Linked DNA regions of Homo sapiens: all the other regions are linked to region 1. The links are chromatin contacts, found by Hi-C or POLR2A ChIA-PET in ENCODE. All regions are on one chromosome and are shown on one strand. Each heading gives the region's core, a stretch centred on a gene start or an enhancer-like site at or near the end of the contact. The rest is flanking DNA. Distances are from core to core; before and after follow the strand shown.

Region 1 (4,808 bases), core at 855-3,354:
ATTTCAACAGATGGTGGAAAAGGAACTAGGACAAGAACCAAAGGAGACAATTCTGAAAGGAAACTTAGAGAAACAAACCCAGTGCCTGGTAACTTCATATGTACAAAACAGTGCCAATCAGCTAGCTGGTCGATGAAACAGAATAAGGTCTGTGTGCATCGCTTTGGATTGATTTTCCTTAAGAGAAGCATAAAAGAAAAATTGCCCCTCTCAGATATGTAGGCTCCAGGCTGGGTTCTAGAAGCCTGGTCCTATCAAGTCAGAGGGGAGGAGCCAGTGCTCAGGCTGAGTGCTCAGGAGTGGAGGAACACATCACAAAATGAAAGGTTAATACAAAGGAAACATCCATTTAGAAGGGTTAGGAATAGATTCTATTCCTTTTTATTTTATTTTTGAGCCATTTCCTGGAGAGACTTATAGGGGTACAGAGAAAACTTCCCCTTCGCCCTCTAAAGGTTCACTGAAAATCAGCTGACAAAAGGCAAATTAATAAAGGAAAAGGCATGCAATAGTTTACTGTAACGCGCATAGCATGGGGGAACCACAGGAGAATGATTACCCTCTGACCGACAGCAGCGCAGAAGCCCATATGCTCTTTTTCATAGGGGACGGAGAGATGGCTCTCCTATCAGGTTCAAATCAGCCTCGTTGTGCTAACTGAGGCCAGGAGGCTTCACACTGAGTAGGTGGCCAATTAAATGCTGATGAATCCATGGTTTATTGTGAGGCTTTCACATGCCTACAATCATGCAAATATATTCAACACACAAGGGCACTAGTAAGAGAGAGAGGAGGGTCACAGCTTGATTATCTTAGGAGGCCAGCATGCTGACTGACAATCCAGCAGGTCCTGTTATTTTTTCCTAGGTCGGGGTTGGAGCGGGTGTCACTGTCACTGCTCTTCTCCCAGCAGACCTTCCTACAGCCCCTGCCGATGGAACAGAGGCCTCAGAGTTGCCACGTGCAGAGCTTCTGCTGGCATCTTGACCGTGGTCAGTTTCTTTGTGGTTTTTATGGCCCTCCATGGCCATGATCTCAGCCACCTTTTGGCTTCACTCGCTTGTCAGGTCTCAGCAGTGCCTGGCCACAGCAGGTGACATCTTCTATACATATGCTTATCACTCTGAGGGGTCAGCAATTTCACTGTAGGCTGAGCCATTTGTCATAAGTGACACCATTTTGAGACATTTGGGATCAAGAAACATGATTACATATCATCGGGGAATTTAGACAATTATTTTCGGGGGCAGTAAACCATTAGGGAGAATAAATGGACGGTGGAGGTGAGAAACAGACACTAAGAAAGGTGAGAGGTGGAGGTGCACAGGAAGAAAGGTTGTCTTATTATGCAGATGGAGTCTTCCAGGTCATCTTTCTGAGCTGCCCTCAGAAGAATAGATGAAAAGTCTGTCTGGGTCTGGTGCTAACTCCCAGTTTTTTATCTTCATAGATGGTTGATCTTTCCTAGATATTTGATGAGATCCCTAGGGAGGCGGTTTAAGACAATTACATTTCTTTTGGAAAGATGCTTTCTTAGTGAGATAAGGAAATTCCAGAGACAGTCCCTCCCAGAGCTTGGGGGACAAGAGGGAGGCAGGGGGAGACAAGACAAGGTAAGAGGGACCTTGATTCTGACGCCTCTCTGCATGTCAAAGCATGAGTCTTGGGGTATTGCTTTCTGAGCCTCAACAGACTCATGTCAGGCAGAGGAGCTGAGATAACTTCTATGGCAGGAGTAGGAGGAGCTCAGGCAACAACTGCTATTCTAGTGATGTATAAATTTTCAGTCTAAAGCAGTTCACATGTTGTCTGTGTGAAGCAATGAACACTGAATGCCCAGAGCTATTTTAACACATGAGCTATATGGACAAGGATACACAAGAGAAGTTAATCAAGTCCCTTCACACTTACCAAATAGGTACTTTGTAAAAGCAACTCTCCAGAGAGACGTGGGTTTTTCTCACAATTTCCCCCGGGGAGCACACTGGGCCACGCACCTCCCTCCAAACCTCTGCTGCACCATCTCAGGAAGCAGAGGCCTGGAACCGTGCCTGAAACTCCTTCACTCTGCAGGTGCGTGGTGACAGCCTGGCCCGGGTGGCAGGCTGGAAAATATGACGACACAACCACAAAAGGCAGCATTTTCACACTAGCTCTTACAGACTGTTAGTATCTGTCATTCAACATTAGAGAAAAACAAAGCCCAGAGGGCAGCAAGATGAGAAGTATTTCTATGCTGGTGTCTCATTTGCAAGGAAAAAATAAAATGTGACCTCATAAAGCACCAAAGTATCACCAATGAAATAAGAGATGTTAAGAGTTTGCTGAAAAGTGCAGAAGTTAAAAAAAGTACTAACTACTAAAAAGTGGTCAAGAGGGTTTTGAAGTCATAACTTTCCTTTTGATTCATTATTCAGAACCCAAGAACTCAAATATTTGGTGTCATGGGAACATAAAGCTAGTAAATGTGTTCTGCAAATAGCAACTATCCCACTGTTTGTCTTTTGCTTACCAAATAGCATTTCACGTTATCAAATATCCTTTTTCCCAGGACATTAAATGATTTTATGGAATCTAAAAAGCAATGGTAATTAAGTAAGGAAAAATGTTGTGCCTCCATGTGTACCCTCAAGTAATAAACAGATTCAATACATGGTGCTTGATGCTATTAGTAGGGGATGATGCAGATGATACGAAAATAACAAATACAAGCTCACTATGTGATCATTTTTGTATTAACTTCAGTTAGTTTCAGATACTTTATGTGGGTATTATTAGAATCAGAGATTTCATTCCTACATAATTCATTTTACTTTATTTTTTATTTTTATTTTTTGAGACAGGGTCTCACTCTGTCACCCAGGCTGGAGTACAGTGGCACAATCTCAGCTCACTGCAACCTCTGCCTCCCAGGCTCAAGCAATCCTCCCACCTCAGCCTTCCAAGCAGCTGGGACCACAGGCGTGCATCACCATAACTGGCTAATTTTTGGATTTTTTTTTGTAGAGACAGGGTCTCTCCATGTTGCCCAGGCGATCCACCTACCTTGGCCTCCCAAAGTGTTGGGATTACAGGTATCAGCCACTGCTCCTGGCCTCATAATTCATTTTAAATCTATTTAGAATGCAGGAAAAACACTATTTATTTAGACCAGAGGTCAGAAAAATAAAATCCACAGGACAAATCCTGCCTGCCACCTGTTTTTCTGTTGTTTTTTTGTTTGTTTTTGTAAATAAAGTTATATTAGAACATAGCCACGCCCATTCATTTATGTATTACCTCTGGCTGCTATTACACTACAATGGCAGAGGTTGAGTGGTTGCAACAGAGACTTTATGGCCCACAAAGCCTAAAATATTTACTACCTGGCCCTTGACAGAAAATATCTGCTGACTAATACACTAGACATTTCATTATTTACCCTCACTATCACTATGGCACAATAAATAACATATGTAAAATTTCAATATCTGATTTTCCTGGAGAAAATTAAAGGAATTTATATTAAGTTTTGGTATATTCCCTGCAAATATGGCTGCCAAGTAGTCTGCCTTTGCCATCAAGACCTGGAGTTTATTTTCCCTTCCCTTGAATATAAGGTGGTCTTGTGACTTGCTTTGGCAGCACAATATGGTAGAAGAGGCCTGTCAGCTTCTGCTTTCCCTCTTGGAGCCCTGAATCACCATGTGGAGAGTTTGTCTCCTCTGCTGGAAAGAGAGGCTCAGCCAGTCCCAGATACACCAGCTGTGGTACCAGTCTTTGAGTGAAGCCATCTTGGAGATCCTGGCTGCAGATAAGCTCCCAGCTGAATGCAACCCCAGGAGTGGCCACAACCAACAGTGTGGAGGAGAAGAACTGCCTAGCTCAGCCTAGGCAACCAACAGGGTGGGGAGAATAAATCATCATTTTAAACCACCAAACTGTCATTATGCAGCAATAAATGAACTCAAAGTTTTGATGTTCCATTTAGTATTTCAAACTTTCTTTAGGATATTTTAAAATAGTTCTAAAACAAGACAACTCTATCGTCTTCTTTTATATCTTAAAAGCAAGAAACATCATTCTGTTCAGATGGCAGTGTGAGCAGATTGGATGAAAAATGTCTCTCATAAACTGCATGTAAGACATGGAGACTCAAAGAAAAAGCAAAGTTATCTGGCAACAGCAATAAGATACAAAATCTCATCTAAATGCTGAGAAAAAGATTTTTTTTAATCCACGAGCTAAGTGGTCAGGGTTTTCAGAATCTCATTTTTTAAGAAAGCATTTCTTTTCTCAATCTATTTGTCTTACTAAAAAGCAAGCAGGTCAGGAGAAAGAGACTTCAAGGAAATAAAAAACATTGTTAAATTTAAGTTAGCTGGTGGCAGGTGATTTACAATTGACTAGTAATATAAGAATAAAAATTGAGAAATACTCCCAGAAAAAAGAGAAAATAGAGGAAAACAATAAGAGAAGAAATTGATGCAAACATGACAATAAAAGTCTTCAAGACAGACATTTCGAGCAGGGGATTGCATTTTCCATGGGGCATAGAAAAGGGGGTTCAGTTAGGCAACATTTATTTAAATTTTATTTAAAGAAAATGATGAGTTGAACTAACCACTGAAACACTTGTGCCTCATAAAGGAGACAAAATGGTACAGTGCCTACCAGAAACGGCATGGATGTTTCTCAAAAAATGAAAACAGAATTGCCATATTATCCAGCAATCCCACTTTTACTTCTATATCCAAAAGAATTGAAAGCAAGATCTCAAAGAGATATTTGCACACCCATGTTCACAGCAGCATAATTCACAATAGCCA
Region 2 (4,808 bases), core at 781-3,280, 430 kb after region 1:
TACCAAGATGGCTGCATCAGTTTCAGACATCACATTGAGATGTGACACTGATCAGAGGGAGAAGTACAGTTTATCTCTTTTTGTTTCTCTTTCATAGCAGGAGACTTTCCCGGAAGCTTCATATTTCATAGGCGGGAATTGGGCCACATGCTGTGACAATGACTACTAGTTGTCTCCCCTTCTCCTTGCATTTCCCCCACCTTCCTTTCACTACCTCCTGTATAGCTAACTGTCATCATGTGACTAAGTCCCCTGCAGTAAGGGCTTCCTGTTGGCTGAAGTTGTCCAGGGCTCCTAGCAGCAGTGCCGGACCTGAGACAGCACAGCAAAATGGCAGAAAAGTAAGCTAGTTGAGAGCCTCATCCCTGATGCATCTATCTACTCCTGAACAGGGTGCCCCCTGTTGCCTAACACCTGTCTTCTTTTCTCCAGTATATAAAATATAATTCCCCAGGGAATTATATTTGCATCTTATTTAAGACCACTGTTATTTTTATTTCTTGCTCTTTTTTGTAGTTATGCAACCAAACTTAATCTGATATGCATTTCCCTTCTTAAAACATTCCTGGCAAATGGAATAGTGTAACCACAAGGGACCAAACATAATGAGGATCTATCTTTGGAGCCGGGATGGGTCATCTACCCTTGGTCACGTGGCGGAAGGTTGAATAGCCAAATAACATTAGACCTCTCTTTGGAAGAAGGAGGGAAGGGGAAATCACTGTTGGGTAGGCAACTAACTGAGGCTGCTAATAAAGTTAATTAAGTTTTCCAAGGTCACATGGCTAATTATTGGTGGAAAAGTAATTTCTTTTTTTTTTTTTTTAACATTTTTAGTTTCAAAGGTACATGTGCAGGTTTGTTATATAGGTAAATTGCATGTTGTGGGGCTGTGGTGTAGAGATTATTTCATCAACCATGTAGTAAACATAGTACTCAATAGGTAGTTTTTCGATCCTCACTCTCCTCCCACCCTCCACCCTCAAGTAGGCCCTGGTGTCTGTTGTTCCCTTCTTTGTATCCATGTGTACTAAATGTTTAACTCCCACTTACAAGTGAGAACATGCAGTATATGGTTTTCTGTTCCTATGTTCCTCCACTTATGATAATGGCCTCTAGTTCCATCCGTGTTGCTGCAAAGAATGTGATCTTGTTCCTTTTTATGGCTGCATAGTATTCCATGGAATATATGTACCACATTTTCTTTATCCAGTCTACTGTTGATGTGCATTTAGGTTGATTCCATGTCTTTGGAATATTATGGATAGTGCTGTGATAAACATACATGTGCATGTGTCTTTATGATAGAACAATTTATATTCCTTTGAGTATATACCCAATAATGGGATTGTTGGGCTGAATGGTAGTTCTGTTTTAAATGCTTTGAGAAATTGCCAATCTGCTTTTTACAGTGGCTGAATTAATTTACATTCAGAAAAGTAATTTCGACTTAGGTTGTCTAAAAGCAAGTTCAGTGGACTTCTGTCTATAAGATAAGCTTAGTCAATGATTTGTCATTGATATTATAACAGAAATTCATACACAGCTGGGAGATGACACCTAGCTGTTAAACATTTATTGCTTCATCAATTCCCTCTTACTAAGATACAAATGTGAGCAGTTACCTCTACATTGCTGAGAATCATATGCATACAGGTCAATGTTATACTCATATGGAAAGAAGCAGACCGCGCAGACCACCTCAAAGTTATATATTTGGCCATGGGCAATAAGGTGAGAAAAATCTGCTTTGCTAATGTTGTTGGCCTGAGCTAAATATTGAAATAGCATCCAGTTACTCAGCATGTGAACCAGGCAGTGGGGAGTCACGCAAACTGGGACTGTTTTGTGTGGTGGAACAGAGGTGATCCAAATGTGTGTTTGTGTGCTTTTTAGAGTTTGAGGCCAATTTAAAAAATAGTCTGCACTGCACCATGCACGTGGGTTTCTTTGTCAACACCATCTGGGTGCTGACTCTAGAAGTTTCACTTCCCTTAGCATACTGTGGCTCCATTAGGAGATGGGGCACAGCACTTTGATTTCAAAGGTGGTTGGCCTCATTAGCTATTTGTGGAACTTAGTAACCAGCAGAAATGATGCTGTTGGAAAAATCCTCTACCTTAACTTTAATTCATATGGTTTTATTTTTTTTCTTCTGCTTTTGAGGGGCTTTCAAATGAAGTATCAGAAGGAAACAGTGCTTTTTATATGCGCATGTGTGTAGTTTTTTTCTTAGTCAACTGAAAAGATAGAAAAAACATTCTGTGTTTGTGGACAGTATTCATATAAAATTCAAAGGCAAATTTTATCTATGTGACCGATAAACAAATTACTAATGCCTGTTAATCCCAGTGAATTTTACAAAATGATTTGACTGGTGCCGAAGGAGGCAGGAGAAAGACAGCAAATCTGAACTCTATAAAATCCCTCAAGGAGTACCTTCTTAGAAGACAAGGGAGGAAATACTTTTTTTCAAATGGGAAGCAAATCACAATATAGAATTACAGTGTTTATTATTATTATTATTATTATTATACTTTAAGTTTTAGGGTACATATGCACAATGTGCAGGTTAGTTACATATGTATACATGTGCCATGCTGGTGTGCTGCACCCATTAACTCGTCATTTAGCATTAGGTATATCTCCTAATGCTAACCCTCCCCCCTTCCGCCACCCCACAACAGTCCCCAGAGTGTGATGTTCCCCTTCCTGTGTCCATGTGTTTTCGTTGTTCAGTTCCCATCTATGAGTGAGAACTTGCGGTGTTTGGTTTTTTGTTCTTGCGATAGTTTACTGAGAATGATGATTTCCAATTTCATCCATGTCCCTACAAAGGACATGAACTCATCATTTTTTATGGCTGCATAGTATTCCATGGTGTATATGTGCCACATTTTCTTAATCCAGTCTATCCTTGTTGGACATTTGGGTTGGTTCCAAGACTTTGCTATTGTGAATAGTGCTGCAATAAACATACGTGTGCATGTGTCTTTATAACAGCATGATTTATAGTCCTTTGGGTATATACCCAGTAATGGGATGGCTGGGTCAAATGGTGTTTCTAGTTCTAGATCCCTGAGGAATCGCCACACTGACTTCCACAAGGGTTGAACTAGTTTGCAGTCCCACCAACAGTGTAAAAGTGTTCCTATTTCTCCACATCCTCTCCAGCACCTGTTGTTTCCTGACTTTTTAATGATTGCCATTGTAACTGGTGTGAGATGGTATCTCATTGTGGTTTTGATTTGCATTTCTCTGATGGCCAGTGATGATGAGCATTTTGTCGTGTGTCTTTTGGCTGCATAAATGTCTTCTTTTGAGAAGTGTCTGTTCATATCCTTCGCCCACTTTTTGATGGGGTTGGTCGTTTTTTTCTTGTAAATTTGTTTGTGTTCATTGTAGATTCTGGATATTAGCCCTTTGTGAGATGAGTAGGTTGCAAAAATTTTCTCCTATTTTGTAGGTTGCCTATTCACTCTGATGGTAGTTTCTTTTGCTGTGCAGAAGCTCTTTAGTTTAATTAGATCCCATTTGTCAATTTTGGCTTTTGTTGCCATTGCTTTTGGTGTTTTAGACATGAAGTCCTTGCCCATGCCTATGTCCTGAATGGTATTGCCTAGGTTTTCTTCTAGGGTTTTTATGGTTTTAGGTCTAACATTTAAGTCTTTAATCCATCTTGAATTAATTTTTGTATAAGGTGTAAGGAAGGGATGCAGTTTCAGCTTTCTACATATGGCTAGCCAGTTTTCCCAGCACCATTTATTAAATAGGGACTCCTTTCCCCATTGCTTGTTTTTCTCAGGTTTGTCAAAGATCAGATAGTTGTAGATATGCGGCGTTATTTCTGAGGGCTCTGTTCTATTCCATTGATCTATATCTCTGTTTTGGTACCAGTACCATGCTGTTTTGGTTACTGTAGCCTTGTAGTATAGTTTGAAGTCAGGTAGCATGATGCCTCCAGCTTTGTTCTTTTGGCTTAGGATTGACTTGGCGATGCGGGCTCTTTTTTGGTTCCATATGAACTTTAAAGTAGTTTTTTCCAATTCTGTGAAGAAAGTCATTGGTAGCTTGATGGGGATGGCATTGAATCTATAAATTACCTTGGGCAGTATGGCCATTTTCACGGTATTGATTCTTCCTACCCATGAGCATGGAATGTTCTTCCATTTCTTTGTATCCTCTTTTATTTCATTGAGCAGTGGTTTGTAGTTCTCCTTGAAGAGGTCCTCCACGTCCCTTGTAAGTTGGATTCCTAAGTATTTTATTCTCTTTGAAGCAGTTGTGAATGGGAGTTCACTCATGATTTGGCTCTCTCTCTGTTATTGGTGTATAAGAATGCTTGTGATTTTTGTACATTCATTTTGTATCCTGAGACTTTGCTGAGGTTGCTTATCAGCTTAAGGAGATTTTGGGCTGAGACAATGGGGTTTTCTAGATATACAATCGTGTCGTCTGCAAACAGGGACAATTTGACTTCCTCTTTTCCTAATTGAATACCCTTTATTTCCTTCTCCTGCCTAATTGCCCTGGCCAGAACTTCCAACACTATGTTGAATAGGAGTGGTGAGAGAGGGCATCCCTGTCTTGTGCCAGTTTTCAAAGGGAATGCTTCCAGTTTTTGCCCATTTAGTATGATATTGGCTGTGGGTTTGTCATAGATAGCTCTTATTATTTTGAGATACGTCCCATCAATACCTAATTTATTGAGAGTTTTTGGCATGAGGGGTTGTTGAATTTTGTCAAAGGCCTTTTCTGCATCTATTGAGATAATCATGTGGTTTTTGTCTTTGGTTCTGTTTATATGC
Region 3 (4,808 bases), core at 1,181-3,680, 370 kb after region 1:
GCTCATTGTGCCCATTCAACATCTCCACCCCACCACCTTTTTGAACTGTGTGCTGGTACCCTTTGATTCATGATCTGAGGTCTTTGCCATTTGCAAGAGTGCGGGTGGGGGAGGAAAGGTGAGAACGGGCTCCTTAATTTTAAAAAAATCTATTCATTCAATGAATGGTTATTGCCTCAATTATGTAAATATATTACAAAAATATTTTAAAATTGTCATTTAATTAGGCTGTCTGATTCTTCTAAAATCATAAACTGAAGAGTCAAGCCGATGCTAATGTCCCCTCTTGGGGCTCTGAAGACTGCTGATGAAATAGCCCTTTATTCTAGTACAGATTATCATGTATGTATATTCTGGTTTAAGACTATAAAAAGGAAGATTCCAGAGGGAATTTGTTGGGATTCCAGGTTGGAATAAGTCACCCGGGCTCTCTGAAGTTTCCTATGCATACTTTAGGATGAGAAAGCAGCAGCTCTGAATCAGTCACGTGTCCAGAGAATGTTCTTTATTAAGTGCGACCCATTGTTTTTCATATTAGTATAACCCTTGGTGGTATAATATCTATTCTAACGCTGCACTTTTGTTTACTTCCCTCATTTGGGTTTTGATAATTCCAGAGCTTGTTTTGCCGTTTAGCACAAATATTCCACTTACTTTGCTCAACAGGGTTTTGTCCCACTGTGCATTTTCCTGTGATCTTGGGTTTTTTTTGGGTCTGTCTTCCTTGACATGAATGACCCTCCATGTGTCCTTAATACCTCCTGCCTCCTCTGAAATATAATTCGGGGATAAGTATGTAATGCTCTTCCTTCAGTGCTTTTTCGTTTGTCCAAGGTGAGACTGCATATAAGAGGTCAGTGGCTCACATTTGATTCATTCAATAAACATTTGTTGAATGCCTGTTGTGTTCCAGGTATTTGGTCAATTTTCCAAAGAGACAGTTAGATAGTGAAAATGTTAGGAGTTGCTATGGACATCTCACTCATCTTTTTAAATGGTCATAATGGTCACAGAGAGCAAAATGCAATTAACTAGACAAGAACATCCTCCATTTACATAAACAGACATTTTCAAAGTATAATACAACTGTCTTCTTGCTTTATCATCACACACAGAAAATAATGTGTGTTAGCAGCTAATGTTCTCCTCAAAAAATTTCCTCCTACAGTTTTCCCACGTTCAGATTATGGTGACTCCGTCCTTCCAGCTGGGTGTTGTCCTTGATGCCTTTTGGTGACTGAATCAGATTTACATTTTGAAATGATCCCAGTATGGAGTGAGGATGAGGAGGAGCTAGAGTGCATCCTGGTATTTGGGCCTGGGAGAGATTCGAGAAGATGACTGATGCTAGGGTGGCAGCTGGGTAGGAGGTTGAGAGCAGTTGGCATATTGGAGAGATGCTTAGAACATAGAACCTGTCAGACTTAGTTTGGATGGGATAAAGAGGTGATAGAGTATGAAGGATGAGGATGACATGAATGAATCAATGATTTTCTGGCAGCATTTCTAGAGAAGCTCTTGAAGTTTATATAATAAGCAAATAGTCATAATGATATTTCCCTCCTTGTTACTGTCTTATACAGATTGCAAAATATTTGAACACAGTCTAGGTCAATTTCAGTCTGAAATCCAATTGCTGCCTTATGCAGGTTTTCTGTTTCCTGATTGAAGAAATCTAAGCTCAGAACAGTAGAATTCAAGGCAGCACATGTGTCGCTGCTGACAGAACTGAGAGCTTTATCCAGGTGCCCTGATCCTGCAGTGCTCTTCTGAGTCATTTAGACAATGAGGATAGTCGAACCTAATCATCCCTCTGCGATCCACTTTGCCACAGTAATAAACCAACAACCAAATGTTGGACCTTCAGTGACTTAATGTGACTATCTGTATTGTCAAATTGCATGGCCAAATAGCTTTTAAATTTGACTAGTGTAGACAAAAACTAAAAATTTAAGTATCCATTAAGTTCAATGCAATATCTTTATGTCTTTCTGAAAGACACTAAAAAAAATCTGGATTAAAAGCTTGGCCTTGTGACTTACTGGGGACCTTAGGAGGCTCAAGCTCTTCTCTCCTGGTGCCCCAACCTGTCTTTACCCTCAAGTGGGGCAGAGAAAAGCAAATCAGTGTCCATTATACAGTCACCATCAGGAATCCCTGGACTGACATCATTCATTTCTCTCTCGCTGGCAGGTTGAAAACTTGCTGGGAGTAGTACTATGTGTGTCTTGTCCCTGCTGTCACCTGGACACCTAGCAGAGTGCTGGAAGCACAGTAGGTGCTCAGTAGAAATGTGTTGAATGACTTCATGAATCTAGTAGTTGAGACCTAGTTTTTGAGGTCCTAAGCTGCTCATTCTCCTTCCTTGTACTGGTCTAGTCTGAGCTCCTCTGCTGCTGATGTCACTTCCTGTTTGGTGTGGTCACTGCACCATCTGTGCTTTTGACCACAGCCTTGTAATCAGATGCTGACTCTGCCCTTGCTCCAGTTAACCCCTTCCTAAGGAACTCACCAGAAGTGCCAAGCTGCTTACCCTGACAGAGAACCTGTTTTCACATAGAATGGAAACTATGAAAGTTTCCACGTTTGTTCTCTATGAACATTCAATTTTCAAAGACTTTGAAGTCATTAAGTTTGCTTAATAATTGAGTGGTATTGAATACAGGATACTCTCTGGTAATTCTGAAGATGCCCAGAACTGGGCGCCGTTGCAGGCCTATGCTGATATGAATCAGTTATCATCCATCGGTGCTAACAGTGTAGACATCTTAGGAAACTCAGCAGAACTTATACTGACCTGTGGCATGGCCCAGAACTTACTTTTATAAAACCATTTTTATATTACTCTGGTTGTCATTTGTCTCCTCATAAAAGCAAAATTTTTTCAACTTACAAATATGTGAGAGATTATTGAATCCTCTTAATTGACACCTCTACTAATTGTAGATACCTTTTCTACTCCCACCCCCAACCTGGCATGCTTACTTTTCTGCTGCATGCAGAAATTTTCCTGGATGAGGCCTCTTTGGTGTGGAAGCCCCATCATCTTAGGAAGCTACATCTCCCCTCCTTCAAACCACTCATTAAGTACCACTACTAATTGATAAAAAATCAGATTCCTGTTGGATGTTGCATAGCAGACATCTCTGCCAATCATTTGAAAACAATTACCACCCTTTGCCTAGTCCTTTCTGGTGATGAACTTTTATTATTTACTTTTCCTGTTCCCACATTGTGATAACCCTGGACCACACACACATGACTCTCAACTTGGTTGTGAAATTATTGTCCAGTCATACAAAGTCTTCATTGGGTTCTTGATTCCTCACTTCCCTGTCACCTGTTTCATTCTCAGACTTTCCCATCTCAGTGAGTGGTTGGCTGTCCCTATGGCCAGTGCAATCTTTTTAAAAGGTAATGAAATAGTGACATTTCAGTGCTTAAGCTCTTTGGTTGGTTTCCATTCCACTTAGAATAATAGCTTCATCCATGACCTTGACCTTCCAAGTGCTCCTTACATGGTCTTCTCTGCCTCATACCACACCCCACTCCACAAGCTTATCATTGCCTGGCCACATCTGTGCCCTTTCTGTTCCTCAAATGCGACCAGTTCTTTTCTGCCCCAAGCCTTTGTACTTGCTGTCCCTTCTGCCTGGAATGTCCTCTGTGTGATAGGCTTTTTTTTTTTACATCCTTCAAATTGCAGGAAAAATGTCGCCTTTCCTGACTGCTTTCTCTGAAGTGTTTCTGAGCCCACTCAGTTACCCTGGATCATATCACACTAGCCACTTCCCTCATTGTTCACATCACCACTTGGTATTATATTATATATTCATTGTTTGTCTGTCTCCTCTGACTAGTGTGTAAGTTTATTCAGGGCAAGGACCCAATGATCCTTTCCCACTGTCTTTCCACTGCCTTAGAGCAGGTCCTGGCACAGGGTAGGCATACAATAAATATTTATGAGAACATGAATCTGGCTGCCTGTGTATTTTTCCCTAGGTTACGCTAGGACTTTCCAAACTTAACCCTTTATTAGTTGATGATTGAGGTCAGAGGGAGAGACGAGACTAAAAATTAGCTTTCCAGTTTCACTGAATTCTTACTAAACGAGAATCTCTAAGGACCAGACTTGGAATCAATCCTTTGAAAAAGCTTTGGGGGTGGTTCCAATATCAGCTGGGTTTGGCAAACACTGATTAATTTACACGGTGAACCACTTACTACTCAAGCAGCCCCTACAAAATGTAGGATTCAGCAGCAAAGTAGATTCAGAAAGTGCAATACAATACTTCACCTCAGCTGACTCTGAGGTAATCTAGTACAAGTTTTCAGAGCAGTCCTTTGTTTTACCACCCAGTGTTCATTTCAGCCAAACTCTCTAATGATACAAAAGGTATAGGAATACTTCCTCTATATAATGTCATCTGGCAATATGTCCCTCGGTATCCATATTCTAGGTAAAATCGACCAGTGGTTCTGAACCAGAGGACCCTGGGCAATGTCTGGAGGCACTTTTGGTTATCATAACTGGCAGGGGTTGCCACAGGCATCTATTAAGTAGAGACCTGACATGTTGCTGAACATCCTACAAAGCACAACACAACCCAACAAGGAGTTGTCCAGCCTCAAATGTCAATAGTGCTGAGACAGAGAAACCCTGACTTAATTGTATCTCAGTAGATATCAAAATCTTAAATGTTTTTGAGAACAATTTTGTATGGCACTTTCTAAAATACATTATTCGTAGTTTCTTGGGTTTTCAGAGATAGAGGTGAGAAAATGTGAGTGAGCTTCCCTGGCTGTGA

Evidence for each region. Hi-C counts contacts between places; a loop is a spot of excess contacts on that map. ChIA-PET counts read pairs that join two places held with the same protein, here RNA polymerase II (POLR2A). Pooled maps may share reads with other maps.
Region 2: a loop to region 1 is called in a map with no recorded cell type, with 12 times the contacts of the local background. The contact joins two enhancer-like sites. A Hi-C loop is called at or near these places in 8 of 37 single-sample maps with no recorded cell type and 5 of 50 pooled maps.
Region 3: a pooled map shows a loop between it and region 1 (4-fold over the local background). The contact joins two enhancer-like sites. A Hi-C loop is called at or near these places in 1 of 37 single-sample maps with no recorded cell type and 2 of 50 pooled maps. POLR2A ChIA-PET finds 5 or more read pairs at or near these places in 1 of 52 experiments (A673).

Annotation. Positions count from the first base shown.
Region 1 is chrX:11,790,272-11,795,079 of GRCh38, reverse strand. No RefSeq gene overlaps it. Among named protein-coding and RNA genes, the nearest start is that of MSL3, 34 kb to the right of the region's middle. Within about 2 kb of position 2,104, at least 5 of the 41 ENCODE cell types and tissues checked have a DNase peak (open chromatin) inside an H3K27ac peak, as active enhancers do.
Region 2 is chrX:11,360,378-11,365,185 of GRCh38, reverse strand. All of the region lies in intron 1 of ARHGAP6 (Rho GTPase activating protein 6), which reads left to right. Among named protein-coding and RNA genes, the nearest start is that of MIR548AX, 44 kb to the right of the region's middle. RefSeq lists a silencer at 1,937-2,026. Within about 2 kb of position 2,030, at least 3 of the 41 ENCODE cell types and tissues checked have a DNase peak (open chromatin) inside an H3K27ac peak, as active enhancers do.
Region 3 is chrX:11,421,138-11,425,945 of GRCh38, reverse strand. The region is part of intron 1 of ARHGAP6 (Rho GTPase activating protein 6); the gene reads left to right. LOC124905246 (a long non-coding RNA gene) reads right to left here. Exons shown (of 2, transcript XR_007068392.1): 1 at 1-4,808. Among named protein-coding and RNA genes, the nearest start is that of MIR548AX, 100 kb to the right of the region's middle. Within about 2 kb of position 2,430, at least 4 of the 41 ENCODE cell types and tissues checked have a DNase peak (open chromatin) inside an H3K27ac peak, as active enhancers do.